6 separate regions of the Homo sapiens genome follow, and all the other regions are linked to region 4. A link is a loop called in an ENCODE intact Hi-C map of the cell type or tissue named here. Cell type or tissue: endothelial cell of umbilical vein. All regions are shown on one strand.

Region 1 (5,000 bases), 180 kb after region 4:
AACGAGAGGAAACACTGGCTTGCAGATAGCAGAGTTCTCATTCATTCATTCATTCATTCACACAGCAAGCATTACACACTCAGCCTGCCCAGTAACTTTCATCCACTCATCCATCCATCCATCCATCCATCCACCCATCTATCCATTCATTCATTGGGTCTCCCACTATGTGCCTAGCATTATGCCGGGCACCAGGACCAGACATTCAAGTTTCAATAACACTGTTTTCAGAGACCACACTGCAGCTTGCAGATGTGAGGCCGGCTTTATTTTTAGCAGGAAAGCTAGTGGGGAAGCTAAATCAGCACAGGCTATCCCAAGGAAAGGCTTCAATGCTTGTAGGCAAAAGTCGGAGAAGGGGATGGAGGTGAGGAGTCAGGAGTGAGAGGCGCTATGCACATTTGATTCAGGAGTCGCCAGCACCCTGCCAGGAGGTAAGAACAGCCCCATTTTGCTGATGGGAAAACTGAGGCTCAGAGACAGGAAGAGCTGGAAGCAAGCTCATGCCGCAGTAAGATGGGCACAGGTCTCTGTGTGGTCAGTAAATGACCAGAGCCACAATCATTATATAATCAGGACACGGTGGGAGGGGCATAAAGGGGGTCAGAAGCTTCGTCACATTTTACCCTTACTACGGCCCCCATGAGGGTGGGGTAGGTTTTCTTACTGCCCCTGTTTTGCAGATGAGGAGATCTAGGCTCTGAGAGGCTCAGGTTTATTTAAGGTCGCACAATTGACAAAACCAGGATTGATTTCAATGCTTCCCCCTGCCACCCCCCACCCCCAACACACAGTCAGCTCAGCCAGATTCTACCCACACATGGCAGCTTGGAGGACACTTGGAGCCCTGAGTGTGGCTTTTCCCGACAAAGCCAGCGCTCAATTATTGGGAAGTGCCTCCCCCAGCCATTTCTGCATCCATTTGAGAAAAATAAATAAAGCTGGAGTCTGACTCTGCGGTGATAAGATGACAGGGGTGGACAGAGCGGGAGGTCAGCTGGCTTTGCAATGCCCCTGGCGAGAACAGACAGCATTCCCCACCATTAATGGGGTTCCTACACACACCCCCACACCCAGCCTTGGGGAAGTGCTGCTAATTGAATCTGCATAAGAACCTAAGCCTTCACCACTCCTTCCTGTCCATTTGATCTGATTACTTTTTTTGTTATAGTAGCAATGGCTTTAGTAATGTTCAGTTATGATTAAGGGGACAGGAATCTAAGAAAGGATAGATCTGTTAAAGTCACATGGACCTTCCTCTTCCTCTCAGCCCACTCCCACCCCAGCTGGAAAAAATTTAAACAGTTTTCAGGAAATGTGGGCTCTGTGTTAGGTTAGGGCAGTAAAGACTTTGCGTGTGTGTGTGTGTGTGTGTGTGTGTGTGTGTGTGTGTGTGTATGGATCAAAAAGCCCAGATAATTCATGTTTTTCTTGGGTTGTTCCAAACTGTCTTCTTTCCTTTCCTCTTCTTCTCCTCTACCTGAGAAGATGTTATTTTTGTTTTAAATGGAGATTATTATCCTTCAAACAGAAATATTGCCTCCAAATTTGGAGTAAGCAGATAATGAGGCCACTCTGGCAATTTCACACCGATGACAAGAGAAACATCTACATGACTGATTGACAGTTGCCACGGGAAAAGCAGAACCCTCCGAAATCCCTCCTCGGCTGGCTGCAGAAGGGTGGGTGGTGCGGGAGGGGGCCGGGGCTGAGAGATGGTCTGGTCTGAGGAAGCAGGGAAGCCTGGTGGCCCTGTGACCTCTGCCCACAATCTGTGGGGTCTTCACCACCTCGTCAGACATTTGAGCTGACAACTGTGTGAAATTGAAAATTGTGGAGCTGATTAAATGATGTATTTAAGGCTTCATGAAAGGAGGAGGTGGGTATGGGAGTGAGGAGGGGAAGAGTGAGGAGAGATGAAGGAGAGGGGAAGAGGGAGGGGGCAGGAGGAAGAGGGATAGGAAAAGAGAGAAAGGAGGAGAGTGGGGAGAGAGAAGAAGAGACAGAGAGAGATTGGGAGAGGGGAGAGAAATGGAGAATGGGAGAGAGAGGCGAAAGGAGGGAGAGGCAAGGAGGAAGATGGAGAGGAAGGGAGAAAAGGAAGGAGGAAGGGGTGAACGGAAAACAGAGAATTGAGAATTTAGAAGGAGAAAGAGAAGAAGAAGGGAGGAAATAAAAAAGATGAAACATGCAGGCAGAAATGACGAAAAGATGGAGAAAAAGAAATGAGAGAGACAAATATCCCCAGGAGAGAAGGAAAAGAGGAAAAATAGCGGAGGAGGAAGGAAGAGGAAAGAGAAAGAAAGAGAGAGATGAGGGTGCAGGGAAGAGAGACGAAGAGAGGAAGGGGGCCGAGCTGGGGAGGGGGAGGCCGCGCAGACGACGCTGCCGGGAGGGCTGGTGGAGGAGCAGGAAGTCTGGGGGCTCAGATGCGCGCCCTCGGTCCACCCCCTCTCTCCCCTGTAATGTGGGGAGGGTTTATCTCACCAGGAGCAGCAGGCTCAGTCACTGATCTAATCAAATTATTCAGCATTAAAAAACTGCCAAGACATTCCAGTACTTCAGCTCCCAGAGACCCAGCTGGGATCAAATGCTAATCAACATCGCCACGATATTTATTCCCACTGTCAGGCTGCTGCGTGTTTGTTTTCCGAGGGCTGCATACTAAAGCGGAGGAGCGAGATGGATCGGCCCAGTGGCCGGGAGATGAGGAGCCGAGGACGGCAGGGAGGAGGCCAGGCAGGTGGGGAAGAGAAGGCCGGACCCAGGAGAGGCACCCACAGAGCTCACAGGGCGGGGCAATGGCCCCGAAATCACCCCACCAAAATGTCCGGCGTCCTTTTCCAAGATGCCCTCTCCTCACCTCCACTCTCATGAGTCCCATTTCAAGGCAAGTCAGCGGCGGGTCTGGACTCAGAGAGGCTGACCTTTGAACTCAGCCTCTGTGATTCCAGGTACACGGTTTAACCTCTTTGGGCTTTGTGCTTTCTCCTCTGTCGCCTGGGGCCCTAAGCCCACCCCACCAGCTAGCCAGGGATTCACTGAGAGGGAGGTGATAAAAGAAGCAGGGCCAGACGGATGCTGGTCCGGGCCCTCGCTGTGTGACTGTGTGCAGCTTACTTAACCTCTCTGTGCCTCAAGTTTTCTCCTTGGTAACTGGGGATAACAATAGTGACCAATCCCACGAGGGTATCTGTTTAAGTGAATTAATACCCAGAAAGCATATATGAGCACTCAGTATATGTTAGGAATAATTACTAGCTCTCCACATTTTTGCAAGAGTTGGATGAAATAATGCATGTAAAATATTAGCAGGGGAGCTGGAATGGATGAGATCTGATCCCGATTATCAGGATCAAAGAATGAATCAAATGCCCACACTGTCATTGCGTTCGGGTTGCTGGGCTCTTACCTCTCTCAGGGATCCCTCCCTGGATCCCAGAGGGGCCTCTGAGCCAAGATCGCAGGCCCCGGGATGCCTTCCCTGCAGGGGCAGCAGAAACCAGGAAGGACCCTCCCAGACTCATGCCTGAACTTGGCACCCTTCTCCTGGGATCCTGCCCACCCCTCGCCCCCTCCCTGAAGGTCACAGCACAGGGGGGAAGACGAATTAATTTCCTTTGTTTTTCAGAGTTTCATTTTTTAAATTACAGCCTTCCCTCCTCTCTAATAAATACTCAACAATTAAAGCTTTTTTTTCTCAAAGTGTGATTTCAACATTTCAATGTCCCTCCCCTCCTGTCACCTTCGCTGCCATAAACAGATTCGTAAAAACTGCTTTTGACGCCCCAGCTGCCATTAGCCACTTAAAATCCCGTAATTATCATCCTATCACGGGCCTGTTAACGAGCAGTAAAAATAAGGCCATTGAATATGGTAATTTATTCGTAAATTAGCCTAATGAGAATAGGTTTCAGACACTGTTTACTTGCGGGCTGCCTGCGCCAGGCCCAGGCAGCAGCGACAGGAGCTATGCCTGGGAGGGCGGCTGGGCGCCCACCGGGTGGCAATGCCCCCTCCCCATGGCTCTGCACCCATGGCATCCATTCTTGTTCCCTTCATCAAGATGGCATCTGGCTCCGTGGGCTGTGGGGACAAGTGACAGCCCTGCCTGCCCTAGCCTGGCTCCAGACAGTAAGATATGAATGTCAGGGCCTATGGTCAGTGCTGATCGCTACTGGGAAACCTTTACATGCTCAGTGACCTTGGGCATATCACTCTCTGGCCCTCAGTTTTCTCATCTGCAAAATGGGATTAATGTGCCAACTAATGAGGTTATTTTGAAGATGAAGCAAGGTAACATATAGAAATGCTTGGGACAGGGCCTAGCACAGAGTTAGGTGCTTTCTACATATATTATAGCCACTATTATGATCTTTGGGACGTTAGCCCCAGCAGATAAAATCCAGGGCTGGCTGACTTACCCTAAAAAATTATCCCTACTGGGCTGGGCGCGGAGGCTCACGCCTGTAATCCCAGCACTTTGGGAGTCTGAGGCGGGTGGATCACGAGGTCAGGAGATCGAGACCATCCTGGCTAACAAGGTGAAACCCCGTCTCTACTAAAAAATACAAAAAAATTAGCCGGGCGTGGTGGCAGGTGCCTGTAGTCTCAGCTACTCGGGAGGCTGAGGCAGGAGAATGGCGTGAACCCGGGAGGCGGAGCTTGCAGTGGGCCGAGATCACGCCACTGCATTCCAGCCTGGGCGACAGAGCAAGACTCCATCTCAAAAAAAAAAAAAAAATTATCCCTACTGTAGTGAGTGAAATAGTGCCCTCCCGCCCCCTGAAGTCACATCAACTTGGAAATTCATCATGTGATTTTATTTGAAAACAGGGTCTTGGAAGGTGTAATTAAATTAAGATCAGGTTGCGCTGGATTAGGGTGGGCCCTAAATCCAATGACTCATGTTCTTTTTTCTTTTTCTTTTCTTTTTTTTTTCTGAGATAGGGTCTCCCTCGGTCACCCAGGTCGTCAGGCTGGAGTGTGATGGCATGATC
Region 2 (5,000 bases), 88 kb after region 4:
AATTATCTACTCTCTCGGATCCGTGCTTCTCTCCATTGTAAAAGCCCTCGTGAGCCAGATGCGGTGGCTCACGCCTGCAATCCCAACACTTTAGGAGGCCAAGGAGGGCAGATCACCTGAGGTCAGCAGTTCGAGACCAGCCTGGTCAACATGGTGAAACCCCATCTCTACTAAAAATAAAAAAGTAGCCTGGTGCCTGTAATCCCAGCTACTCGGGAGGCTGAGGCAGGAGAATTGTTTGAACCCGGGAGGCGGAGGTTGCAGTGAGTCAAGGTCGCACCGCTACACTCCAGCCTGGGTGACAGAGTGAGACTCCATCTCAAAAAACAATAAATAAATAAATAAATAAATAAAGCCTCTGGTCAGATGAGGCTTAAACGAGACACAAATTCAGGCTATCATGACCAGTCCTGTGGCAGGCTTGAACCCTGCCCCCCAGCTCAGGAGTCTGCAAGAAATCACAGCTGTTTATTTTCTGTAAATCAATGTAATTTCTTTCTCCAGCCCCCATTCCGTTGGGCTAGAGGAAAACATAATATAAGGCAGATATTGAGAAAGCTCAGTCCCCACCTGTACCCCCAGGGTGGTGCCATAGCCAGGGTCTTAGTTTTAAAATATCAGAAAGCCAGGGATCTTTGTCAATTCTCTGCATGGCTTGTACCCACCCCCGAATGGTGACGGTAGAGCTGGCAACCTGCTTGAATGAGATGGGGAGAGAAAAAAAGATGCAACCCGGCAGAAAACAGAAACGCGCACATACCGACCAACAATTTCCATTCAAAATATCATCCAAACCCAGTCCCTCTACTCTCCCATCTCACATTGTTGAATTCGACCTTTCCTTATTGGGTGGGTACCATTAAAGGATCATTTTTAAATAAAGGCAAAATCACGACTCTCGTGCAATTACAGAATGAACACCCATCAGAGATTTTATTTAAAGCATTAATTAATGACAGAACAAGGAAAATGGCACAACTGGTTCAAAGGAGAATTTAAGCACCACACATAGACATGCAGGCAAACACAAATGCTGGCATTCATTTACAAGTAGATACGAAATCGGTCAATAACTTGAGGATAATAATCAATTGCATTCCACTGGACACAATTCATTTGCATTTCTATGGCACCAAGCATTTGTATTACTATTGGTTTTTTTCTTAAGCTTCGAGAGTTAGGAAATAGCTCAAAGATGATGAAAGGCATAGATATCCTGGAGAGTTATGCTAGACAGAACATTCAGCAATCTTTATAGATTTTTTGGCCCATATCAACATCTTTTATAATTTTTTCTGACAGTACAGTGCAGCCACCACCATCCCAGAGAAGAAGTGAGGGGCTATGTTGTGTTTCCTGGACCTCTGTTTCTTAATCTGCAAAATGGGCATGATAAGAGCCTTTGACAATCCAGAGACATGAGGTCCTGCTGGGACAAGTACCGTGGGAAACGTGAAGTGCTAAGGGACAGTGTCCCAAACCTCAGTGTGGCCCTCCTTCCTGATTTAGTTCACATCCTTGTTCTACCTTGGAAGATTTATTTTTTTTCCTTTATACCAACTTTGATTTGATAATACCCTTGAAATCAGAGAATGAGGTGCTGATTCTGTATGTTTTTTTTTTCTAATACATATGAATATAGACAAAAAGCCATTGAGATAAGAAAGGTAAGTTCATTCTTGTACCAACTAATCCAGTGCTCTGTGGGAAGTACAGGATTAGGAAGAAATTAAATGATAGCCTACAAACACACACACACACACACACACACACACACACACACTCCACTAACCACCACCACCACCACCGCCGCCACCACCAATGTATTCTGCAAATTCATATACAATTTGCAAACCTCCTCCTGAAATAAGAGAGAGAGGGCAATTGAAACTATCTAAGGCAGCACTTGGAACACGCAGGCCAAAGACTGAGCCAGGGAGGGATTGTTATCACATGGGCTGTGGGGAGGCAGAGCTCCCCTGTGTCCCCGAGAGCACCCCTCCCCGGGGCCCCACCAGCCCCCAACTCGCCTCTCGAATTCCCACCTCTCCCCTTGCTCTGCGCCTTTGGAAACCCAGACAGCGGCCCCACTCCCGTGATTCATCCAGCAGGAATGTGGGAGTTCTCGAATTGCTCCAGCTAAAGCCTTTTAATTCCCCTTCGGTGATGAATGGGTGAGGCCCTCAAATGAAATGTGGAGGCTCCCAGTCCCAGCCCGCGGCCCTCCCCCTCCTCGGCGTAATTATTTCTGTGCAGAACATGTCAAGTGCCCTGCTTCCCGGGAACTTGTTTCGCATGCAAACATTTGGTGATTAAGCGAGGCTTACTTAATTAAGCACTTTGTAATGACTCTTAAACCAAAGAACAGTGGATTAGGAGTCCAGTTCGTGCTGGTGATGGGAAAGGCAGCTTCATATCACAAGGAGGCAGACAGTGATCTGGTGTGGGGAGGCGGCCGGGCCAAGCGGGGCAGAGTAGGCGCTCTGGGAACTCTGCTAGAATCACTCATTCATTCATTCAATCAATTTATTTTTGGAGCACTTCTTGGAGCCAGAGTAGCTGGTGAACAATAATAATAATAATAATAGGGCCAGGCACTGTGCTAATAAGTCTGCTGAATAACAAGAGTGAGGAGGAGCCAGAGATAGTTATTGAGAGCTGACTCTACTAGGCATGAACTGCTAGTAGTAGTGACGGCAATAATAAGCATTTTCATTGCAGCAGCAAATCCTTGAATAGGATTTTGCTGTGGCCCTGCGTGCCCTGAAACTGCTGGGTTTCTGCCATGGACTTGGCCTTTGGAAACAGCCCCCATCTTTGTTGCTGTCTTACTGACTCACTGGCTTCTCACCCACCAGTGGCTCACTTCCCACATCTGTGTAATGGGTAGTTGGATCTAGATCTTCTCTAAGATGCTTTTGGGTCTTAGGAGCCTAGGGTGTCTCCTCTGCTTCTGGGGGCCACAGGAATGGTGGCGCCACTTTGGGGGCCTCAGCTGCAATATTGCAGAAGGCTTCAGAGCCCAGCCCTACACAGCTCCAGGACAGAGCAAGGGTGACTCTCAGCTCAGACCTTCATAAATTGTGGGACCTTCACCAGGTAGCTTGTCCTCTCTGACGGACAAGTCCTTCACCTCTCAATTGAAATAACCCTTCCATCTGCTTCCAGGGCTCCTGTAAGGGAATCACACAGACTCATGGACATAGATGCCCTTTGAAAACCATCTACCTGGTGGCAGAAGCCATCATGTCTCAAACTTGGACCCACGAACACACCCCAATGTATTCACTTGTCTACTTGCTTTGGTTTTCTCATTTCTACCATAACCCGGAAAAGGGTTCTAATTGCCTTCTAACCTGGGAGATCATCTTAGAACAAAGGGCTTCCATGTGACTTCAGTGCCTGAGTTGATATTTGCTTTCGCAGTTGTGAGATTATTGAGTAAAATCCAAAGGATCTCACAGCGTGGTTCCAATGAAGATTCTGCTGGTGTTCTAAGAGTAGTATGTGATGGAAGAGCTGCCTCATCACGTAGCAGATGAAAGCACAGTGGCCTCCGCAAGGTCCAGCCCACTGCATCAGTGCCAGACTCACACGTGAGTGGACACTAGACTCCAGCCCTTCACAGGCCAATGGGCAATCACTCACTGGCAATGAGGGAGGCAGGCAATATGCAGTGAAAACCTTTCTCTCTTTCTGATGCCTTCAGTAATTGTAATAGATGCTCATTTAATGGTGATTTCAAAAATCTGGCTTATGCAAAGCAGACTACCTTCTTGTGTACTCATGTGATGCCTCGTTAAGTTCAGTAGATTAAGTGAAATCTGATTTAACTGAGGTCTGATTATCCAGAGCTAACAGGCTAAAGTTTCCCATTCCACATACCGTTTTGACCAATACCCCATTTCAAAAGGCATTCTTTGCTTGGAATTATACAAGTTAGAAAACAAAAATAGAGTGTGGCAGCCACTGGTACTCTCCTATCCCAAGTCCATTCTTCCCTTTCTCCATAGCGACAGGCCCCTTATTTTATCTGAGGTGCTAATACGCTGAGCTAAAATATTTTATTCTCTGTCTCCCTTAGATATAGAGTTGCCAATGCGGCACAAGCAAAGGTTGTTAGGTGGGATTTATGAGCAGACTTTTCAAAAGAGATGGGTGTACTTGGGGGGCATGATTCCCTCCTTCTATTTTCTTCTTGCAGGGAGTACAGATGCAATAGCTGGAGCCACAGAAGCCATATTGTGACCATCAGGCACCTTGAACTTGCTGGCCTCGTGCTAAGGCTCTTAGCGCAGAAGAGTCCGGATATTTCCTGATTACTCTGACACAAGAGAAAAATAAAACCTCAATTCACTTAAACTGTGGTCTTCTGGGTCTCTTTTATTAGTTGCCATTTCTAACTGATGCAGACTATACATATAGAAGTGGATCTAGAATGTCAATCTTTCTATATTAAGCCTGGCATGTGTGGTTTAGACTCAAACAAACAGCATTCATTCTCCATCATATTAAATTAACGTTGATAATTTAAATTGTATGTTTATGTAGTTATGTTTAGAAGGTGAGGGGGTTTTCTACAAAAATAAGATATAAGAGGTTAATATGTTGATTTACACTGGTATAAATTTAAAATCAACTGATTTAAGTAACTATTAGGAGCCTCTTCATTTTTGTTCCTTAAAATGGACCCTACATTATTTGAGTTTAAGAAATGCTGGACTCGTGGCCAGAACTCCTCCCTGCACCCCGTCATGTTGGAGCTAAGCAGGAGAATCAGGAATTCTCATTAGCAGGTGAGAAGATCTCAAGCTGGGAAGTCTAGGGTTTGGCTTCAAGTGAGAGTGGGGAATAAAAGAAATGCTTTCTTGCATTTTAAAAAACGTTCCCACCCAAGACAAGCCCCAGCAGCATTTGTCTTCTCAGCGTTTCCTGGCCCAGAGTGAGGCCAGAAAGCAGAAACTACGAAACACCTTCATGAGAGGCTGTTTCTATAGTGT
Region 3 (5,000 bases), 310 kb after region 4:
GCCACCAAGAAAGTCAAGGCCTCCTCCCAGAGCTTACTGTCTAGAGCTTTGCCAGCACAAGCTACTAAGCTTCTTTGCCCCATCACTCTGATTGGGGGCAAACTGTGGCCCATTCCATAGATTAGAAATGGTGGGATCAATTCCAGGGCCTATATGGAAGCTTCTAACTCAGACCCATGAGGCTGGGCATCTTCAAAAGAAGAAGCTACACATTACTCATATTTTACAGCTTCTTGCCCACCCCACCTCTATGCCTGGGCAGGACACACCCTGCTGTAAATTGATCCATGTTGGTAATAATAATAATAATAATATGAGCTAGGAAACCAAGCAGTTCTTACCTGCTCCATGCACTTTACATGTATTCCTTCATTTAACCCTTGCAAACTTAGCATAGTGGCTGGCACACAGTAAAAGCTCAATAAATGTTTGCTGAATATATGAATGAATGAATCAATGAACAAGGCGAGTCTCTTTACTCTGGCCCAGTGCTGGGATTCAGACAGACCCGGGCTCAAATTCTTGCACTGCCACTTACCAATCGGTTCCCTTGGTCAAGTCACTTCCCTTCTTGGAGATTTTAGTTTTCCTGTCGATAAAGTAGGCGTGATGATATCTTCCTATCAGGTTGATGTGAGATTTCAATGAAGCTCCGCATACAAAATGCTTGCATGACACCTAGGGTGGCCCAGAGTAGAAACAAAAGGTTTTTGTTATTGCTATTGTTGTGGATGATGTCATTGTCTCCATCTGTCCACTCGGCTTGCAGTTATGGGTCAGGAATTCAGAGACCAGAGGTCACACATTGGTGATCTGGAGACCTTGTCCAGCTCCCAGATGTATTTTGTTTGGCTAATACAGCACTTCATTGATTTTTTTAAAAAAATCTAATTAGTTGCCAATATTTAGAGATGGGGAGATTTCGCGTAAAATACACTTTGGGGTCTCTCTTGGAATTTCAGATGTTTGGACCACATGAGAATTATATTCACCCAGAGCAGCTGGGCTTTGCTAGAGCTGAGAAGAACCCACTCCCTTATTTATTTATTTAGTTATTTATTTATTATTTTTTGAGACAGAGTCTCACTCTGTTACCCAGGCTGGAGTGCAGTGGCATAATCTTGGCTCACTGCAACTTCCACCTCCTGGGTTCAAGCAATTCTCCTGCCTCAGCTTCCAGAGTAGCTGGGATTACTGTCGTGTGACACCACACCCGGCTAATATTTGTATTTTTAGTAGAGATGGGTTTCACTATGTTGCCCAAGCTGGTCTTGAACTCTTGGACTCAAGTGATCCTCCTGCCTTAGCCTCCCAAAGTGCTGAAATTACAGGCACCCGCCCCTTTAGAAAGGGTATGAGCTCCCATTCTGCCCCAGTCCCCGCCGCTCCCTGTTGCCTCACTCTTGGCCAGCTCCATTCATTTACGTAGTTTGCCTACCACTGGAGTATTTTCCATCTGGAAGCCCTGCTCTAGATTTTCTCTTCCATGAGATCCACCAAGAAAGCTCCAAGTCACAGTTAGCCAAATGGAGTTAAACAAGAAGAAGAAAAACACACACCTCACAGTGATGGTGTGGCCACTTCTCCCAATTTCACAGCCTGGGCCCAGAATGGAGTCGGCACATCCCCTTCAAAGCTCCATCATTCTGAGGATGCTGAATGCCACTTTCCCACCCATGCCCACTGGGGAAGCCCACAGAAAGCCCCCTAAATAGCCCTGATCCCTCCAGGAAAGGGGAGGGCACACCGAGAAAATGGCTCCCATCTGACCAGCCTGGGCACAGCTTCTTGACTCTAATTGGGGATGTGGTAATTAGATGATGGCAAAGTACACCCCAGGCTCAGCTTTCAGCCCCAGGTCCCACCAACAGGCCATCCCACTTGGAAAGTTTGCCTGACATTCCTGAGCCGGGCCGCCTTGCCAAAGAAAACTCAAGCGAGGCTTGTCTTGGCATGGACTCAACCCCTAGCCTCAGCAGGAAAACCAAAAACATTTACACAGCTGGGCCTGCGACGCCCGCTTCCCTCAAGAGTTTGTCAGGGCTTGGATGGCTCGGTAGACTCGGGGGGCACTTCTGAAGGGGACTGTGTTCCCGAGCACGGCCAGGCATCGCCAGCCAGACAGAAAACACCACGGCCACCCCCGGGAGGTGGGAAAGAAGACGCAAGAAAACACGCTCTGGGGAGCCGGAGAGGGGCTACCTGGGGACTGGGTTTTCATCTATTCGTTGATCACTGCACGCCTCCCCCCTCCAGCTGCAACCACATCTGCACGGGTCGTCCTGGCCAGCTCACCACCCGACCTGTGCGTGTTGGCCAAAAAACAATCCAAAGAAGCTGCTTATGGCACGCGGAGCGCCTGGGGCCCCATGCTGACAGCTCTAAAGGACCGCCTCTTCACCGCTCTCTCTTTGCACTCAACTTCCCCATCTCTTTTCCTGGCCGCCTTTCCATGGCATTCTCCGAAGCTCTTCACATTCTCTGTCCTGGGGGCACCCCAATGAGGCCCATTTGGCCTCCTGGTTCTGAATGTCAGGGACTATGAACAGGAAGTCCTGGAGCCAGTGGTTCAAAGCCAGGAGCTCAAACACATTGGTGAACACACTGGGGGTTGCCAAATTATCTGCTAAGTCCCTCGTGAATCCCTCTGGTCCCTCCATCCCAGTGGTCCCCACTGCAGTCCAGGCCACCATCGGTGCAGTGGTGACTGCAGCAGCCTCCTCTCAAACCCTCCCACCTCCACTCCTGCCCTCAGAGTCCATTCTCTGAGCTAAGGATAGCACAACCTTTATTATTCTCTCAATTATAAAACATTTAAAAACTACAGCAAAATGCAGAAAATATGACTTTGCATAATTGAATGATTCACTATCAAGCAAATACCCATGTAACCACCAGCCAGCGCAAGAAACAACCTAAAGCACTTTCTCTTTTTTCTTTTTCTTTTTTCTTTTTTTTTTTTTTTTGAGGCGGGGTCTCGCTCTCTTGCCCAGGCTGGAGTGTAGTGGCACGATCTCTGCTCACTGCAAACTCCAGCTCCCAGGTTCAAGCAATTCTCCTGCCTCAGCCTCCCAAGTAGCTGAGATTACAGGCGTCCACCACCATGCCCAGCTAATTTTTGTATTTTTAGTAGGGAAGTGGTTTCACCATGTTGGTCAGGCTGGTCTCAAACTCCTGACCTCAAGTGATCTGCCTGCCTCAGCCTCCCAAAGTGCTGGGATTACAGGCGTGAGCCACCGCGCCCAGCCAGAAGCACTTTCTTGACTCTCTTCGATTCTACTCCCTCCCTCCCCACAATATTTCATGACTATCCTGACTTTTGTGGTCATGATTTCCTTGCGTTTTCTTCAGACCTAAAAACAACATAGTTTAGCCTTGTCTGTTTTGGGGTTTTATGTAAAGGGAATAGTCATAGTAATCATATTATTATTATTTTGTGTCTGGTTTCTTCTTTCCAATATTATACAGTGAGATTTCTCCATGTTATTGCACAGAGCTATAGTCTATTCATTTTCACTGCTGTATAATATTCTTTTGTGTGAACATACCAGAGTTTTAAAATCTGTTTTACTGTTGATGTGGTTTGGGTCATTTCCAGCTGGGAGATGTTGTAAAACTAGAAATAGTCTTAGCCCAAGTACCTGGCACATAGCAGGGTTTACAGTCACAAACAGGTTCCAGAGTCAAGCACAAGTTCAAACAAAGCTGTATTACACAAAACTAAAATGGTTTGTTTTCTTGCAAGACTTGTCAAAGCCTTTAATGCTTTAAGGTGTCAATGTGCATTATGACACTCCACAAGCATCACCTCTGTGCTAGCTAGGCCCAGGTGATGCAAAGGTAAATAAATCTGCCTTAGGGAGTAAGTAGTGTGGATGGAAAGTATTGGCCTTAAAATCTGGTCATGGTTTTTTACCTCTTCCTGACTTGCTGTGCAGCTTGGATAAGTTTCTTGCCATCTCTGGGCTTCTGTCTGCTCATCTGCAAAGTGTAAGTTTAGAAATTGTTACTCCCTAAGAGCTTTCCCCTCTGACATTTCAATACCCATGGACCAGTATTTTAATTGGCCAGAAAGATTCTAGAGGACGGGATGCCTGGATCTTGAGGATTTGGATGAGTTGGGTGTCAGGGGGAGAACAGCATGACAAAATGAGTCTGGACTGCCTAGAGGTCATTTAGGGGGAAGTAAGGAGAGCAGCAAGGCCAAAATGGAGTGCTCATCCAGGGAATATAAGAGAGAAATGATTACAAAGATCAGCTCATCTCATTGCCAACCCACTTTCCATCCCTACTGCATCATGAGAACCATCAGAGACAGGCAGAGACTTTATAACCTAGAGCCTGGATTCTCCACAGGGGTGAAGTTTTCCCCTTGGAGGGCACAAAGTCTTACAGACATACATACAGTGCATAAACAGATATCCAATATATCTGTGCTATTAAAATTTCATTGGTGGGGGCAGGGAGTGAGTAGGGAAAAATGTCTGAAAGAGTTACTTAGGGGCCAATAAAAAAAAAAAAAAAAAGAAGTGAAGAAAAAAAGGTGAAGGTGATCTATAGGTTGCCTATTCAAATGCACATAGGGGCCAGGCAGGAAACTTTGAAAGTAGATGGTATAGGAGGCAATAAGGAGTGGTGGGGACTGTGGCAAACTGGCATGCCCAGACTATATATATTATAGCCATTTTTTTTAAAGAGTCATTTTGTTCAGGCCAAACAAAACACATCTGCAAGTTGGATCAGGCCTGCCATCCACCATTTTCAACTCCAGATTTAAATGAAGAATCCAGTCCAGTCCCAGCTTCCATGACCAATGCAAACGCAGCACTCATTCTGGCCCAATGCTCATGGGCTGCTGCCATGTGAGGTGCCCCTGCTCACACACACACACACACACACACACACACATATCCTCCCCACGACAGGACCAGCAGCCTTGTTCCACAGCATGCACACATGCATATTATGGGGATTAATGCTGTGTGATGCATAATTAATGA
Region 4 (5,000 bases):
AGATGTTGTTCTGGCCTTGGGAGCCTACTCTTCTGTGCAGAGGGCAGGTTGGAAGCAGCAGTGTTATTGCCCCTGAAAGCAGTCCTCAACCAAGAGGACGGTGAGGTGGGTAAACACCCTAGCCCCTGGACTCTCAGGTGAGAGAACACCAAGGTGGGTCACACTGCCTTCTGGAGGCTCCCAGCAGGACAAAACTCTACTTACTCACCATAGATAATAAAATTCCACCTCTCACTCTTAAGATAGTCTTTCCTAGGAATCCTTGCCTCAGAGTTGGCTTCTGAGAGAACCAGACAAAGAAGCTGTTGTTTCTCTCTCTGCCCCAGCTCTTCCAAGTCTAGAATGTGCTATGTGTTTTCAGGGGACTGAATCAGTGACTCATCCCACTGGGATGTTGCAATAGCTGTGGTGACCACGTCTCAGTGTGCATCTCACACGCAGACTTCCTGAGAGAGGGAGGCATTGATTATGCCACTTGTCACCAGCTGATGTAGCAGGATTTTGTGCCAAACCATCAGAGAAGGAGTTTCCATCTCTCGCTCCAGCCTCCCAGTGGCTGCAACTGCACAGGGTTCTGACAGTGAAGCTCTTAGTCTAGTCCACAAAAGCAGATTCCCATCCTGAAATGCCCTACTTCCCTGCTCTAGGCAGACATCACGAATCAATCACAGCCTGACTTCCTCTTGCATCTTTTTCAGTCAAGCACTCCAGGCAGGTGCTATCAGTGGTTGGGAACTGGCACACAAGATTAAACATATTCTATGGGGGAATGCCTAGGACAGAAGGCTGCATGAAAGGTATCACAATAGGAAGTATGGCATGAAATAGTTCTTCAAAAGAGAAACAAAACAGGCAAGTACAAATGATAAATGTAGGAAAGTGATGTCTCACAGTCATGTGTGTGAGTGTGTGTGAGGGAGGGAGGGAAAGAGAGAGAGAGAAAGAGAGACAGAGAGAGAAAGAGAGACAGAGAGGGAAATTGCAATTGTTTTTCTTTTTCTGCTTTGTTTTGTCTCTACACTGAGTGTCTACTTACTTGAGGCATGTTCACATTGAGCACCTATTATGTGCCAGGCCCTGTGTTAGGGGTACAATGACAATCAGGACTAACATGTAATTGCCTAATGGAAAAGATAACTACAACTCAGTGTGGTAAGGCAAAGGCAGAATCTGTGGGAATCTTCACAGATTGGGCCGCAGAGCACCTGAGTTTCTCCTTTATGACAATGAGAATCACAATTAGACAACTAGAATCACAACTAGAATGCTGCAGTTATTTGTGAGATTGTGTGCTAAGCCTCCCTCTCACTCTGTCCCCCTCTCTCTCACTTAGACTACAAACTCCCAGAGGGTAGGCACTGCATCTTGTTTGCTCCTTGCCCCATACACTGGGCCTAGATCGGTGCCTGGCACAGGGCAGGTGCGCATAATCAGTCCCTCTGGCTTCATTAAAAAGTGGAGCTGGGGGCCGGGTGCAGTGGCTCACGCCTGTAATCCCAGCACTTGGGAAGCCGAGGTGGGCAGATCACGAGGTCAGGAGATAGAGACCATCCTGGTTAACATAGTGAAACCCCGTCTCTACTAAAAAAAACCAAAAAAATTAGCCAGACGTGGTGGCGGGCACCTGTAGTCCCAGCTACTTGGGAGGCTGAGGCAGGAGAATGGCGTGAACCTGGGAGGCAGAACTTGCAGTGAGCCGAGATTGCGCCACTGCACTCCAGCCTGGGTGACAGAGCGAGACTCCGTCTCAAAAAAAAAAAAAAAAAAAAAAAAAGTGGGGCTGGGTGCTGTGGCTCACACCTGTAATCCCAGCACTTTGGGAGGCCGAGGCGGGTGGATCACCTGAGGTCAGGAGTTCAAGACCAGCCTGATCAACATGGCGAAACCCCATTTCCACTAAAAATACAAAAGTGGTGGCATGCGCCTGTAGTCCCAGCTACCCAGGAGGCTGAAACAGGAGAATTGCTTGAACCTGGGGGACAGAGGCTGCAGTGAGCCAAGATTGCGCCACTGCACTCCAGCCTGGGCGACAGAGCAAGACTCCATCTCAAAAAAAAAAAAAGTGGGAGGGCGGGTATGGTGAGAGTAGACTCTGATGACTCTGATGAAAGATGAAGGTGGAAGGGGCAGGTCGTGTAAACCATATGAAGGAGTTTCAATGTAACAAAATAAAAGGAAAACAACAAAAAGTTTAGTCTTTGTAAATAAACACAAAATGAACCCCTATACTAGTACCCAGTTATTAACAACTCTGTTCTGAACAGAGTTTAATTTTTCTGTTCACTCATAGGCTCAGGTCTCTGAGATCTTTAGTTGAGAGCACAGGTATCAGCAACCGGGACTTAGGCTATTGATGGACAGGTTTGCGCTCCTGGAGTGTCAATATATAACACGCAATTTGTCTTTCAGCCGCAAGGTCACCTTGATTGCTCTTCTTTCAGTTAGGGGAAAGTATTTTCTACACACTGAGGTTTTGGATCCCCAGAGTTCCAGAGGCAGCTAGCGGAGAGACAAAGCATAACTTTCTACTTTCTGCCTTTGATGCATAGGTTACTGAGCCCTTTGGAACCTTAGTTTTCTCCTCTGTACAGTGGGGCCAATAATGATGACTTGCCCAGAGCAGTTGTGGAGTCCAGTGTCTGACACATACTAAGCGCTCATTATCAAAGGCTGTACTCATGAGGGAGATGATGATGGTGAAGATGATGATAAGATATTGGAGCAGGCAGAGGCCCAGTTTTGCAGAGCAGGAGGGAAACTGAGGCCTAGAGGTTGGAAGTGACTGGACCAAGTTCACCTGAGGAATCACTTACAGAGCTAGAATCCAATGGAAGATCCTAAGAGCCAATTCATATGCTCTTTCCTCTTGAATTGCAATTCCCAAACTGTGTGTCAAGGCACCCTGGGGTGCCTGGGCAGACTCACAGGAACATTGCAAGGTATTATAAATTGTCAAGGTAAACACAGCGATATTGGACATCTGTTAAATGCCATGAGAATGACTAGCTTGAGGTCATTCACAATTCCAGCATTAGATCACCCAACATTCCTTTTGATGATGTCGTATCTTCGTGACCCTGGGTTTTTGGTGGCTGCTGTGATAAAAAGCAAGAACTATGCCAAAGTCAATGTGGAACAGGAAATGAGGGTGACAAAGTCCGATCTGATTTCAAGGTTTCAGAAGCCATGCAGTGCCCAACCGGTGCACACATTTCAATAGGAAGTGATTGTGCTTACAATATTATTTTTTGATTAACTTGTGTGTATTATTTTTTTCAAATGGCTGCTAAGTTGTTAGGATGTAAATGCTTATTACGTTGTTTGCACTTGAAGACCCAATAAGCAGGACTGGCAGAACCATTAAGGATTTATTTTGCTGAAATAATTCCTGAACACTAAGGGTGCCATGTACTGGGAAAGTTTGGGAACTTCTGCTCCATATACTAGGCACCCCCCTACCCCCGTCTGGGAAGGAGGCAGGAAGCTCTGAGCCTCCAGCCAAGACTGAGGCATGTGGGAGAATGGTTAAATGCCTTGCAAACAAGAGGGACATGAACAGTAAACCTGATTTCTCAGTTGCTGCCAAGTCATTGTTTATTTAGAAACAGCAGTGTGGGCACATCAGAAACCATGTCCTCCTTGTTGCTCAGCAAGATGGGCAACTTATCCATTCAGCTAACATACAACTGGCATTTACTCTATGTCTGCACTGTCCTGGTACAGTGGTAAATGAGGCAGTCTCTATCTTCAAAGGTAGGAAAGGAGGAAGGATGGGAAGTTATATGGTTTGGCTGTGTCCCCACATAAATCTCATCTTGAATTATAGCTCCCATAATTCCCACATGTTGTGGGAGGTAATTGAATCATGGGGATGGGTCTTTCCCATGCCTTTCTCATAGTAGTGAATAAGTCTCATGAGATCTGATGGTTTTTTGAAGAGAAATTCCCCTGCACATGCTCTCTTGCCTGCTGCCATGTAAGACGTGACTTTGCTCCTCCTTCACCTTCCACCATGATTGTGAGGCCTCCCCAGCCATATGGAACTATGAGCTCTTTCTTTTATAAATTACCCAGTCTCAGGTATGTATTTATTAGCAGTGTGAGAACAGACTAATACAGGAGAGAAGGAAGAAGAAGAGACTATTCTTTTTACTAATAAAACTCTGAGAAACACAGGCTCAGAGAGGCTAAGTACACTACCCAGAATCACACAGAATAAAAAAAGTTGGATAATTTACAGCTAAGAGAATGCCCTATACCACTCATCTTGAGCACTTATGGTCTAATCTGAGAGATCGACACAAGCATATAAGTAATATTTGGAGGGAAAATTTGACCTCACTCAAGAATGGGTATGGATATCATGGTGCTGGCATAAGGACGGACATATAAATCAGTGGAATCAAATTGAGGGTCTAGAAATAAACCAGACCTCTCTGGGTAACTGATTTCTGACAAGGATGCCAAGATTCTTTAATGGGGGAAAAATAGTCTTTCAACAAATAGTGGTAGAGACAAATGAATATCCATATGAGAAAGAACAAAACTCAAAATGGATCATAGAGCTAAACATAAGAGCTAAAATTATAAAACTCCTAGAAGAAAATTTAGGAGTAACTGTTCATAACTTTGGGTTAGGCAATTGTTTCTTAGATATGATACCAAAAGCACAAAAGACAAAAAAAAATACAAATTAGATTTGATCAACATTAGAAACATTTGTGCTATAAATAAGATCATAAAGAAAGTGAAAAGATAACCCACAGAATGGAAGAAAATATTTGCAAATCATACATCTAATAAGGAATTTGTATCTAGAATATATAAAGAATGCTTAAGACTCAGTAACCAAAAGACAAAAATAACCCAATTCAAACATAAGAAAAGGATTTGAATAGGCATTTCCCCAAAGCAAATGTACAAATGGCCAATAAGGACATGAAAAGATACTCAGCATTATTGAGCATTAGGAAAATTCTCATTAAAAGCACCAGGAGATA
Region 5 (5,000 bases), 98 kb after region 4:
TAAGGTCAGTCCCTCCCTGTGGGCCCTCTGTTCTCTCACTCCCCTTGTTCCAACCCGACGCTGTCCTCTGATATGCATCCTGCAGACAAAGAAGCACCCGGATTCCCATGCAGCCAGCTGCAATGGCACTGGCTTTTGATGACTCTGGGATCTTGGGTCTGGTTGTCCCAGGCGAGTGAAGGAGGCCAGCTCCTCACTGCAGATGCCCAGCCCAGGGAGAAAGTATGTTTGCATCATGAATTAACTCCATGCCTGTTCATAGCCCCTCTGTAAGAAAGACAGAGCAGAGGGTGGGAAACAAGTCCAGGGAGGTTCCGCCACCAGATAGGAGCCATCCGGGACTTGAATCTGGGGCTCCAACCTTCCAAGCCTAGCACTTTTCCCCCTCCATTGCCCTCCATTCATCTCTCCATGCGGTATGTCTTTCTATGTCTGCAGACTGAGGAACTTGACAGTTGAGCTCACAGACTATAGATTATTTATTTCTGCTTCCCAAGCTTCAGCTCAGTGCCTTCCACATCCTCGGCCCTTGAGAAGCTTTGCTTAATGGATATATTTGTGTTTATGGAAATAGATAAATATTCATGGGAGCCAAGACCTTCCAGAGGAGTGGGATGAGGATGGACCAGTCTTTCCACAGAGGCACCTACTAACAGAAGAGAGTTTGTGGACATAGAGAGAGGGGTATTTTGGGCAAACGGATGGTGTGAGCAGAATCAAGGAGGCTGGAATCTCAGGGGCTGTTTGAGGGGAAATAGCAAACAGCATTCTGCTCAGCCAGAGAAGGATGGCAAGAGGTGAGAACTGAAGACCAGTAGAGGCTGGATTGGGAAGATCCCTACATACCAAGCCGAGGGCCAGACTTTGACTCCAGATTTTGATGCTTAAACTGTCTTTGCAAGGGGCATGTGGCGTACTCTTGTGAGAAAATGGATCCACTGATAAACACAGCACATCTTTCTGGTGTGTTAACTAATCTTTTAGGGTTGATTATTCTTACCTACAAGATTTTCAGTCTTGGAGGTGGTTAAGCATGAAGCCTCTGGAGTGACTACCTGGGTTCAAATCTTCATTACAAGTGCTGGCTATGAGAGCTTGGGCAAGTCACTTCCCCTCTCTTGCCTCCATCTCCTCATCTGCTGGGTGCAGATCATCACAGAAAAACCTTTACATGCATGTTCGTAGCACTTTATCCACAATAGTCACAAACTGAAAACCACCAGATGTCCTTCGACAGGTGGATAGATAAAGCACGGTACATCTATACAAAGGAATACTGACCAGCAGCAAGAAGAAATGAATCGTTGATACCTCTAGCCACATGGACGGATCTCAAGGGCATTGTGCTGAGTGAAAAAAGTCAACCTCAGAGGCTGTATACTGTATAGTTCCATTTATATGACATTCTTAAAGTGACTAACTTATAGTGATGGGGAACAGCTCAATGACTTCCAGAGCTTAGGGCGGAAGAAAGCGTAAGTTTATGATAGGGTAACCCAAGGGAATTTTATCGAGGGGAGAGAAAAATTCTGTATTCTCATGCGGTGGTGGTTGCTCTAACCTAAACATGTGCTAAAATATCATAGGACTATTTTTCTAAATGCATGTACACACTGGATACAAGCTGCATAAGATGTGTGGCATTGGACCAAAGCTGATTTCCTGGCTTTGACAATGTACTATGGTCATATAGGATATTATCATCGGAGGATGCTGGGGGAAGGGAACCTGAGAACCCTTTGTCCTGATTTTGCAACTTCTTGTGAGTCTTCGACCGTTTCAGACTAAAACATTAGCTTTAAAGTGTAGATCATCACAGTCCCTGCTTCCCCGTGCAGATGACAGGAGATGATTTGTAGAAGTATCTGGTACCCCAGTAAGTTTTTGATAAATGTTAGCCAGTGTTACTGTTCACTCTCAGAAAGGAGTAAGGACAGGATTCTGGGAGCATTGCTGAAGCTGACAGCAATTCCTGATGGAAACTCTTAAGGCTGAAAGAGGATTCAGATTTAATCTCTCAGGAAAAAAAAAAAAAAAGCAAAAGGAAGAAAGACAGGAAGGAACAACTCCGGTTTGTATATAAGCCTGTGCTGTTCTGTCGAGCAATGCCTCCCAATGCTTTGCAAGTTCCTTGCGCAACATCTGTTAATCCCGTGATGTCAAATCCCCAACTCACTGAGCCTGGGAAATCGCTGCTGTGTTTTACTGACTTCCCCACACTTGGCAGCTTCCCTTGGAATTGCAGTGTTAATCAGAAACACGCGGTCCCTATTGTCAACACTTTGTTTAACCACTTCTATAAATTCAGCATTAGTGTTGGAGCGATCCTGAGTTGATGGATGAAATCGTCGGCGGCCCCAGACAGCCAAACCCCATAAAACAAAGTCCAGGGCTCAAGGCTCTAAAGCAGGAGACACTTGACATTCACCAAGACACGTGATGCATGGATGACTCACCTCTGAGCTTGAAAGAGTTGTGGGTCTCAGGGGAGCAATGGCTCCAGGAGCAGGGGAGAAGTGAGAACACACAGGAGTCTCCTCATGAGACCCTGTGGGGAGTCTGTCGAAGTCTCTGTCCCCATTGGATTCTGAAAGGAAGCCAGGGAACACGAGGGAATAAAGGAACCTTGAGGAAGAAGGGAGTCCTTGGGATGGAATGACTGGTCTTCACAGACCAAATAAAGACCTTTCTTTTGAGGCACATGACCTCTTTTGACTGGTGATCACCATATAATGAAGGTGGGTGGGATATATTTATCCCTAGAGTGTGGCTTTCTGCATAATCTTAAGAAGGTGTAGAAGAACTCATCTCCATCTGTCCATCACCTGTCTGGTACCTGCCTGGTGTCCTGGGGTCCAGCAGGACAAATCTGAGCTCTGCCTTTGCACTTGGGTTGGGACACCCACGGCTGTGAGCCCTGCTTGGGAGGTGTTTCCATTCGCTCACTGAGCACCTTTTGTATGTCAGGCGAGAAGCCAAGGAAACCACAGTAAATGAGAAGGACGTGGTTTCTCTCCTCATGGGCCTCAGAGTCAGTGAGAGAGGTAGACACTGGAAAAGGAATTATAGAATTAAATTATGAAATGTGCTCCAAGGAAATACAGAATGCTAGAACAAGGGAGGCCCTGGCTCAGTTTGGGAGATCAGGGAAGGCTTCCCGAGGAGGTGATATTCAAGTGGTGCCAGGAAGACGACAGAGGTAGGTTAGGAGCAAAGAGAAGGGTTCCAGGCAGAAGGGAAGGCCTCAAGGCTGGCAGGACCGTGGGCCTTCTGGGGTCCGAGGGATGGTGAGTGGGGTTGGACCCCAGCCCGTGAAGAAGAGAGTGACGTGGAATGAACCTGCAGGGACAAGCAGGGACTGGGTTACACAAAGCATGCTCAAAGCTCTTGAGCCCAGAGGGGAAACCGAGGCACACAATGAGTCAGCGATATCTAGACAGCACTCCATGAGAAGCAACCCTTGGCTTGGTTGGCCTAAAAGCCAACCAAGATGGTGTCTGTCCACCTCTCCTCTGTCGTCATCCCTGCTCCAGGGAAAGGCCAAGTGATTGAAGCATATTTCTCAAGAGTGAGGCCACAGAGACTGCAATCAGCTTTCATCTTCTAGCAGCCTCTTCCTTTGGTCGGGGATGGCCAGGCTCCCAAGGTCCAGCTCAAGAAGAGACTGAGCAAAGGGTGCCGGCCCTTCTCCCGGCTGCCTCCTCCGTCCCCTCCCCGCAGGCCCACAGCTCTCCATTCCACATCCTGCCTGCCTTGGCCAACTCTTTCCAAGTGCCTGTTTTTCCAGAAACATGAGTTGAGCAAAACAGCCCCCTCCCTGAACTTGAGTCTGAAAAAATAACCCCAAGAAACACACGCTTTCTTGGAAAACCCTTCAGAGCCTCCCGCTGCCTTTGGACACGTCAACACTGGGTTAGTTAAAATAATAATCTTTAGGAACTAGAGTTTCTCTGCCGCCAAATGCCTTGCATAAGAGTATCACACACAACCCCTGTCCCTGACCCAGAAAACCGGGCCATGAGCTAACGTGGCCTGGTATCCAGGGTAAAGTCACTTGATTTCATTCTTTATTACTTTTCTATTATTATTATTATTTAAGGTATAGATGACTTCCTGAATATTGCAAGGTCTGGAGCAGCTGGACAGTGTGTTCCAGAGACAGGCTATTTTGAACGAGGCTGTGGTTGAATTTGGGGGACTAGGCTGGAGGTTTTGTGGAGTGTGGAGTCTCTAGATTTGGTGTCCCTTGAGACATGAATGTCCTGTAGAAAAACAAAGAAGCATCCAGTCTAGCTGACTAGCTGTGACCAGGCAGGGCCAAGCGGTGACCATCTGCCCAGGGCAACGAAGCTGTCTTCGGTACCTTCCTCGGGTATTTGTAGGAAAAAAATTCACATTTCTTAGCTCAGGTGATGGTGGATGGACCGTTGGGCTCCTGAGCTCCATCCTGGCCTCCATTGCTTGCCAGCTGTTGTAATTTGAACAAAGGATCTTGCCTCTCTGACCTCTACTTGCTCACCCATAAAATGGCAAAGCTAAGAGATCTCACTCAGGGGTTGTAGTTAAGACCCTGTAGGATAAAGTATGTAAAGTGCTTAGCACAGAACCATCACGCTATGTGGTGACAGCGTGACCCTGCGGAAGATGTCTGCTACCACGCTCTGGGCAGTGACTTGTAATTTCCTCTAAGCAATCTTGGGAGGAGGAGGCTCCTTAAGGAGGTTGCTAAAGAGGGCATGGAATTCTGCAACCAGATTCGACTGGTCTCTTACATCTGACCTATGCAACAGCTGGGCTTCCACCATTGAAAGCTCATATATTTTCTGCCTCCAAGAGCCTCCTGTGAGTTATCAAACCCCCTAGAGTTGATGGAATATTTATGGACTCAATTAGTTTCTCTAAAGCCTTGATGCCATTCAATTTTTAGATCAATCCAGGGAAGAATGTACTACTTGTGTCCCCATTTTACAGATAAGGAAACTGAGTCCCAGAGACTGTAC
Region 6 (5,000 bases), 360 kb before region 4:
GAACAGTTTCTGTTCTTTACCACCATCTTGTGTGGTTGGAAATTTCATTCTCTCCACTTTAGGAATGGAGGGAATTGGAACTCAGAGAGAAGAGATTTGCTGAGGTCATTCACTGGAGAAGGTTGGAAACCGTGTTCATGTCAAGGTCTGTCTCTGAAGTCCTTGAGTAACTTCAGGGTGGGCACCGGATCCAGCTGCTGTGGTTCAGGTGCGATTCCTCCACATACATCTACATCATCTTGGGCAAAGGCTCCAGCTTGCTGTGCCTTAGCTTCCTTATCTGTACAGTGGGCACAATAATAGTAACCACTTCCCTGCATCATTGTGAAAAGTTAATAGTTGAGAAAATATTTAAAGTATTTGGCATGACGTCGTATGTTCTCACTCATAAGTGGGAGCTAAGCTATGAGGATGCAGAAGCATAAGGATGACACCGTGGAGTTTGGAGACTCAGCGGGAAAGGGTGGGAGGGAGGTGAGGGATAAAAGACTACAAATTGGGCCGGGTGCAGTGGCTCATGCCTGTAATCCCAGCACTTTGGGAGGCCGAGGCAGGTGGATCACGAGGTCAAGAGATTGAGACCATCTGGCTAAGATGGTGAAACCCCGTCTCTACTAAACATACAAAAATTAGCTGGGGGTGGTGGTGCACACCTGCAGTCCCAGGTACTTGGGAGGCTGAGGCAGGAGAATCACTTGAACCCGGGACGCGGATGTTGTAGTGAGCCGAGATGGTGCCACTGCACTCCAGCCTGGCGACAGTGAGACTCTGTCTCAAAAAAAAAAAAAAAAAAGACTACAAATTGGGTGCAGTGTATACTGCTTGGGTGATGGGTGCATCAAAATCTCACAGCTCACCACTAAAGAACTTACTCATGTTACCAAACACCACCTGTTCCCCAATAACCTATGGAAATAAAAAGTTTTAAATAATTAAATGTTTGGCACAGCGCATTAGACACAGAGCTCAGTCAGGTTAGCAGTTTGCATTAAAGTAAACCAATTTTGTTAGGTGCCTACTAGATGCTGGGGCTATAGCAGGGGAACAGGGCAGAGCCCACCCTCATGGTCTTACCTTCTGGCATTGCCACGCCACATGATATAAGGTATTCTTCTCTGAGCCTTGAGCCATGTCTACATTCACCCATTCCACAAATGTTAGTTGAATGTCTCGTATGTGCCAGGCAGGCCAGGTAAGGAGTAATACGCTGCCTCTCCCTGCAGGTAGAAGACAGGTAGAGGCAGGGGTCTGAGATGAAATAGATGAGAGCTCCAAGGAAATGTGTGTTGGGATTACGATTTGGGAAGAAGAGCGTCAGAGAGAACCTTCAGGAGTCATTAGAGAGGGGAGGGTCATCCAGGAGCAGGACACAGAGCATACAAAGGCCTGGAGTCACATTAAACTTAGTGGCTATTGGACTCCTTTTCTTTCCTAAACTCTGCAAATAGGTGTGATCAGGGACATGGCAACTTTAACCCTGACCGGCTTTATATTCACTACCTGTATCCTCTCACTTAATCTGCACAACAGTCCTGTAGTTATTGTTGTAAACGTGTAGGGATAGAGTCTTGCTTCTCTTATTTTACAGAAGCAGAGAGGTGGAATGCTGTGTCCAAAGGCACCCAGTTATCGGGTCGCCAGGTTTGCAAACACAAGCGCAAAAACACAGCATTCCCAGTTAAAAGTGAATTTCAGATGAATAATGAGTGATTTTTTTTAAAAAAGATAAATCTATCCCCTAGAGATCTTTGATATACTAAAAAATTATTTGCTACCCAGTTTTTGGTAACCTCACCCCATTTCCTTTCGTTTCTTTTCTTTCTTTCTTTTTTTCTTTAAGATGAAGTCTGGCTGTGTCGCCCAGGCTAGAGTGCAGTGGCATAATCTCGGCTCACTGGAACCTCCGCCTCCCGGGTTCAAGCGATTCTCCTGCCTCAGCCTCCCAAGTAGCTGGGATTGCAGGCGCCCGCCACCAAGCCCGGCTAATTTTTGTATTTTAATAGAGATGAGATTTCACCATGCTGGCCAGGCTGGTCTCGAACTCCTGACCTCAGGTGTGATTCGTCCGCCTTGGCCTCCCAAATTGTTGAGATTACAAGGCGCGAGCCACCGCGCCTGGCCCTCACCCCGTTTCTGAACCTCATTTAGCCTGTTTTTTTTTTTTCCTTGAAAATAAAGGTGGTTGTAATTATGATCTGGATTTCTTGAGGGCCTACGACGCACCAGGCTCTGTGCTAAGTGTTATACACAGAGTATCTTGAGCTTCCCACTAAAGGCAAGTCGCGGGGGGCCCACCTGCGCCCTCTGTGCCCGCCTGGTAGCCCGCAGTTCTGTAAACAGCCACGAGGTGTCGCCCTCTGCCCGTGGTATCCTGACGGCGGCGGGGGCGGCCGGGCGCGCGCGGCCCATTCATCACCGCGCGGCCGCGGCGCCCAGACAATGTGGGGAGCGGCCCTGGCCCGCGCCCGCGCGGCTGTCTGTACAAAGGATGCGCTGTTAACACGTGTACGGTAATGGGCTCCCTCACGGCCTCCTCCCCGGCCACCCGCTCCCAGCCTGACGGATGGCCCGAGCCATCCATCTACATTATGTCATGGGCGGTGAGCCTCCTCCTCCGTCCAGTCCGTCTGGCCGTCCAGGACCAGCCATGGCCTTGGCCGTGCGCCCTACTTGGGCAACCCCCATTCCCTTCCCCTCTGCGGAAGGAACCTCGTGCGGAGTGAGGCCTACTACGTGCTGGGCCCCAGCTGTGCTGTCTCCTTGATTTTCATGCAAGGTGATGTGGCTTATTAGCCCATCCTGCAGAGGAGGAAACTGAGACTTGAAGCTGGGAAACCTTTATTCTAAGAACACACAGCTCTGGGGTTTGATAGAGTTGGAATTTTTTTTTCTTACAGCTTTGTTGAGACTAGACTTCTCATACCATAGAATTCACACATGTAAAGTATACATTTCAATTTTTTTTTGTATGTTCACATAGTTCTGCAACCATCACCACAATTCAATTTTACAGCATTTTAGTAAATTCTCCCAAAGAAATCTTCTATCTGTTAGCAATCCCTCCAGCCCTTGTCAATCATTAATCTACTCTCTATCTGTGTAGATTCTCGACATTTCATACAAACGAAATCATGTAACATGTGGCCTTCTGTGCCTGGCCTATTTCACTTAGTATAATTTCAAGGTTCACCCATGTTGCAATGTGCATTAGTACTTCATTCCTTTTTATTGCAGAATAATATTCCATTGTATGGATATACCACATTTTATTGATTCATTTGCTCATTGTTTCCACTTTTTGGCTACTATGAATAATGCTGTGAAAAGGTTTTATGCGGATAGATATTTTCAATTTCCTTGCAGTGAAACTGCCAGATCGTATGGTAACATGATATTTAACTGCTCAAATATCTGCCAGACTGTTTTCAGAGTGGCTATACCATTTTACATTCCCACCAGCAGTGTATGAGGATTTGGGTTTCTCTGCATCCTTGTCAACACTTGCTACTATCTGCCTTTTTGATTCTAGCCACCCTAGGGGGTAGGAAGTGTATCTCATCGTGGTTTTGAGTTGCACTTCCCTGATGACCAAGGATGTCAGACATCTTTTCATTTGCTTACTGGCCATTCGTATATCTTCTTTGGAGAGAAATACTTATTCATATCCTTTGCTCATTTTTTAAAAAATGGGTTGATTGGCCAGGTGCGGTGGCTCACACCTGTAATCCCAGCACTTTGGGAGGCCAAGGTGGGCGGATCACCTGAGGTCAGGAGTTCAAGACCAGCCTAGGCAACACGGTGAAACCCCATCTCTACTAAAAATACAAAAATTAGCTGGGAACGGTGGGACATGCCTGTAATCCTAGCTACTCGGGAGGCTGAGGCAGGAGAATCACGTGAGCCCTGGAGGTGGAGGTTGCAGTAAGCCAGGATTGCGCCATTGCACTCCAGCCTGGGCGACAGAGTGAGATTCCGTCTGAAGAAAAAAAAGTTGGGTTGTCTTTTGATTGTTGAATTGTAAGCATTCTTTATATATTCTGGATACAAATCAGTTATCTGATATAAGAATCGGGAATATTTTCTCCCGTTCTATGGAGGGTCTTTTTACTATATGGTTTTGTTTGCAGCACAAAAGTTTTAAGTTTTGGTGGAAGTCCAACACACCCGTGTTTCTCTTTTGGTGCTTGTGTTTCTGGTATTGTCTTTCAGAACTAAGCTCTGTGGGACTCTAAAATTGGTCCTCTTTTTACTCCACTGAAGTGACAGGTATTTGCTCCCCCATAGGGATTGTGGAAGGAGCTGGTCAGGACTTGGTGGTTGTCTCAGGCTGGTCGGGCATGGAGCTGTGGGGAAGAACAATGACCCTGGAATAAACAATCTGGGTTCCAATCCTGGTTGGGCTATTGCTTTCCTTGGTTCACTGCCACTGAGACTCAGTTTTTTCATCTGTACAATGGAGATAATCGCACGTACCCTTGAGGTGGCTGTGAGATTAAACGAGGGGGTCCGAACACATGGAAGATGCTTGATAAACACAGCTGTGATGACAAAGGCCTGTGAGGTCCCTGAGAAGAGGCCCCGGCTCTCCGCTCTCCCCAGCATGGTGTGAGGCTCTGAACCCAGAACTTACAGCTGTGTTCCTACCCTTGGGATGCAGGTATTGGGATGCATGGCTAGGAGTCCCTGAGACTCCCTGTGCAAATGAACTTTTTTTCAAGTGTCTTAACTCAAAGCACAGTTTTTCTTTGTCCTGCTGAAAACTGCAAGGGCCTCAGAGTGAAGCAGAAGGGATCACTGGGCTTTCAGGCAGAGGGAGGCAGTGGCTCAGGTGGACCCATCGTCTCTGCTGGGTCTCTCCTGGCTCCCACAGCCACTTTATCTGACGTGGATTCTGTGAGGGGGTTCAGAGATGAGTGAAGATCCCAGCTAGGAAAAGGCACCTGGAAAGGAGGTGTTATCACCTTCCTTGGTACTGGTGATGCAACTGAGGCTCAGACAGG

What was found. Peaks named below come from ENCODE experiments on the same cell type or tissue, not always from the same donor. Only the 100,000 strongest peaks of a DNase experiment are listed, where the experiment ranks them.
Region 1: a loop joins it to region 4, with 2.3 times the contacts of the local background. A loop is called at or near these places in 2 of 110 quality-filtered maps.
Region 2: it touches region 4 in a loop (4-fold over the local background); 15 of 110 quality-filtered maps call a loop at or near these places.
Region 3: a loop joins it to region 4, with 13 times the contacts of the local background. A loop is called at or near these places in 2 of 110 quality-filtered maps.
Region 5: it touches region 4 in a loop (6-fold over the local background); 14 of 110 quality-filtered maps call a loop at or near these places.
Region 6: a loop joins it to region 4, with 2.6 times the contacts of the local background. A loop is called at or near these places in 3 of 110 quality-filtered maps.

Annotation. Positions count from the first base shown.
Region 1 is chr22:27,296,853-27,301,852 of GRCh38, forward strand. No RefSeq gene overlaps it. Among named protein-coding and RNA genes, the nearest start is that of LINC02554, 11 kb to the right of the region's middle. RefSeq lists an enhancer at 1-68. In endothelial cell of umbilical vein, no CTCF peak of the experiment used is centred here; DNase peaks (open chromatin) are centred at 1,159 and 2,469; H3K4me3 peaks cover 1,389 bases; H3K27ac peaks cover 1,953 bases.
Region 2 is chr22:27,200,765-27,205,764 of GRCh38, forward strand. No RefSeq gene overlaps it. Among named protein-coding and RNA genes, the nearest start is that of LINC01638, 21 kb to the right of the region's middle. In endothelial cell of umbilical vein, no CTCF peak of the experiment used is centred here; a DNase peak (open chromatin) is centred at 2,117; H3K27ac peaks cover 756 bases.
Region 3 is chr22:27,418,935-27,423,934 of GRCh38, forward strand. No RefSeq gene overlaps it. Among named protein-coding and RNA genes, the nearest start is that of LINC02554, 110 kb to the left of the region's middle. In endothelial cell of umbilical vein, no CTCF peak of the experiment used is centred here; DNase peaks (open chromatin) are centred at 717 and 1,947; H3K27ac peaks cover 2,926 bases.
Region 4 is chr22:27,112,958-27,117,957 of GRCh38, forward strand. No RefSeq gene overlaps it. Among named protein-coding and RNA genes, the nearest start is that of LINC01638, 110 kb to the right of the region's middle. In endothelial cell of umbilical vein, no CTCF peak of the experiment used is centred here; DNase peaks (open chromatin) are centred at 404 and 3,114; H3K27ac peaks cover 4,023 bases.
Region 5 is chr22:27,210,557-27,215,556 of GRCh38, forward strand. No RefSeq gene overlaps it. Among named protein-coding and RNA genes, the nearest start is that of LINC01638, 12 kb to the right of the region's middle. In endothelial cell of umbilical vein, no CTCF peak of the experiment used is centred here; a DNase peak (open chromatin) is centred at 2,205; H3K27ac peaks cover 1,193 bases.
Region 6 is chr22:26,754,454-26,759,453 of GRCh38, forward strand. The region is part of intron 2 of MIATNB (MIAT neighbor); the gene reads left to right. Among named protein-coding and RNA genes, the nearest start is that of MIATNB, 84 kb to the left of the region's middle. In endothelial cell of umbilical vein, a CTCF peak has its summit at 2,347 (motif pointing right); a DNase peak (open chromatin) is centred at 2,538; H3K4me3 peaks cover 315 bases.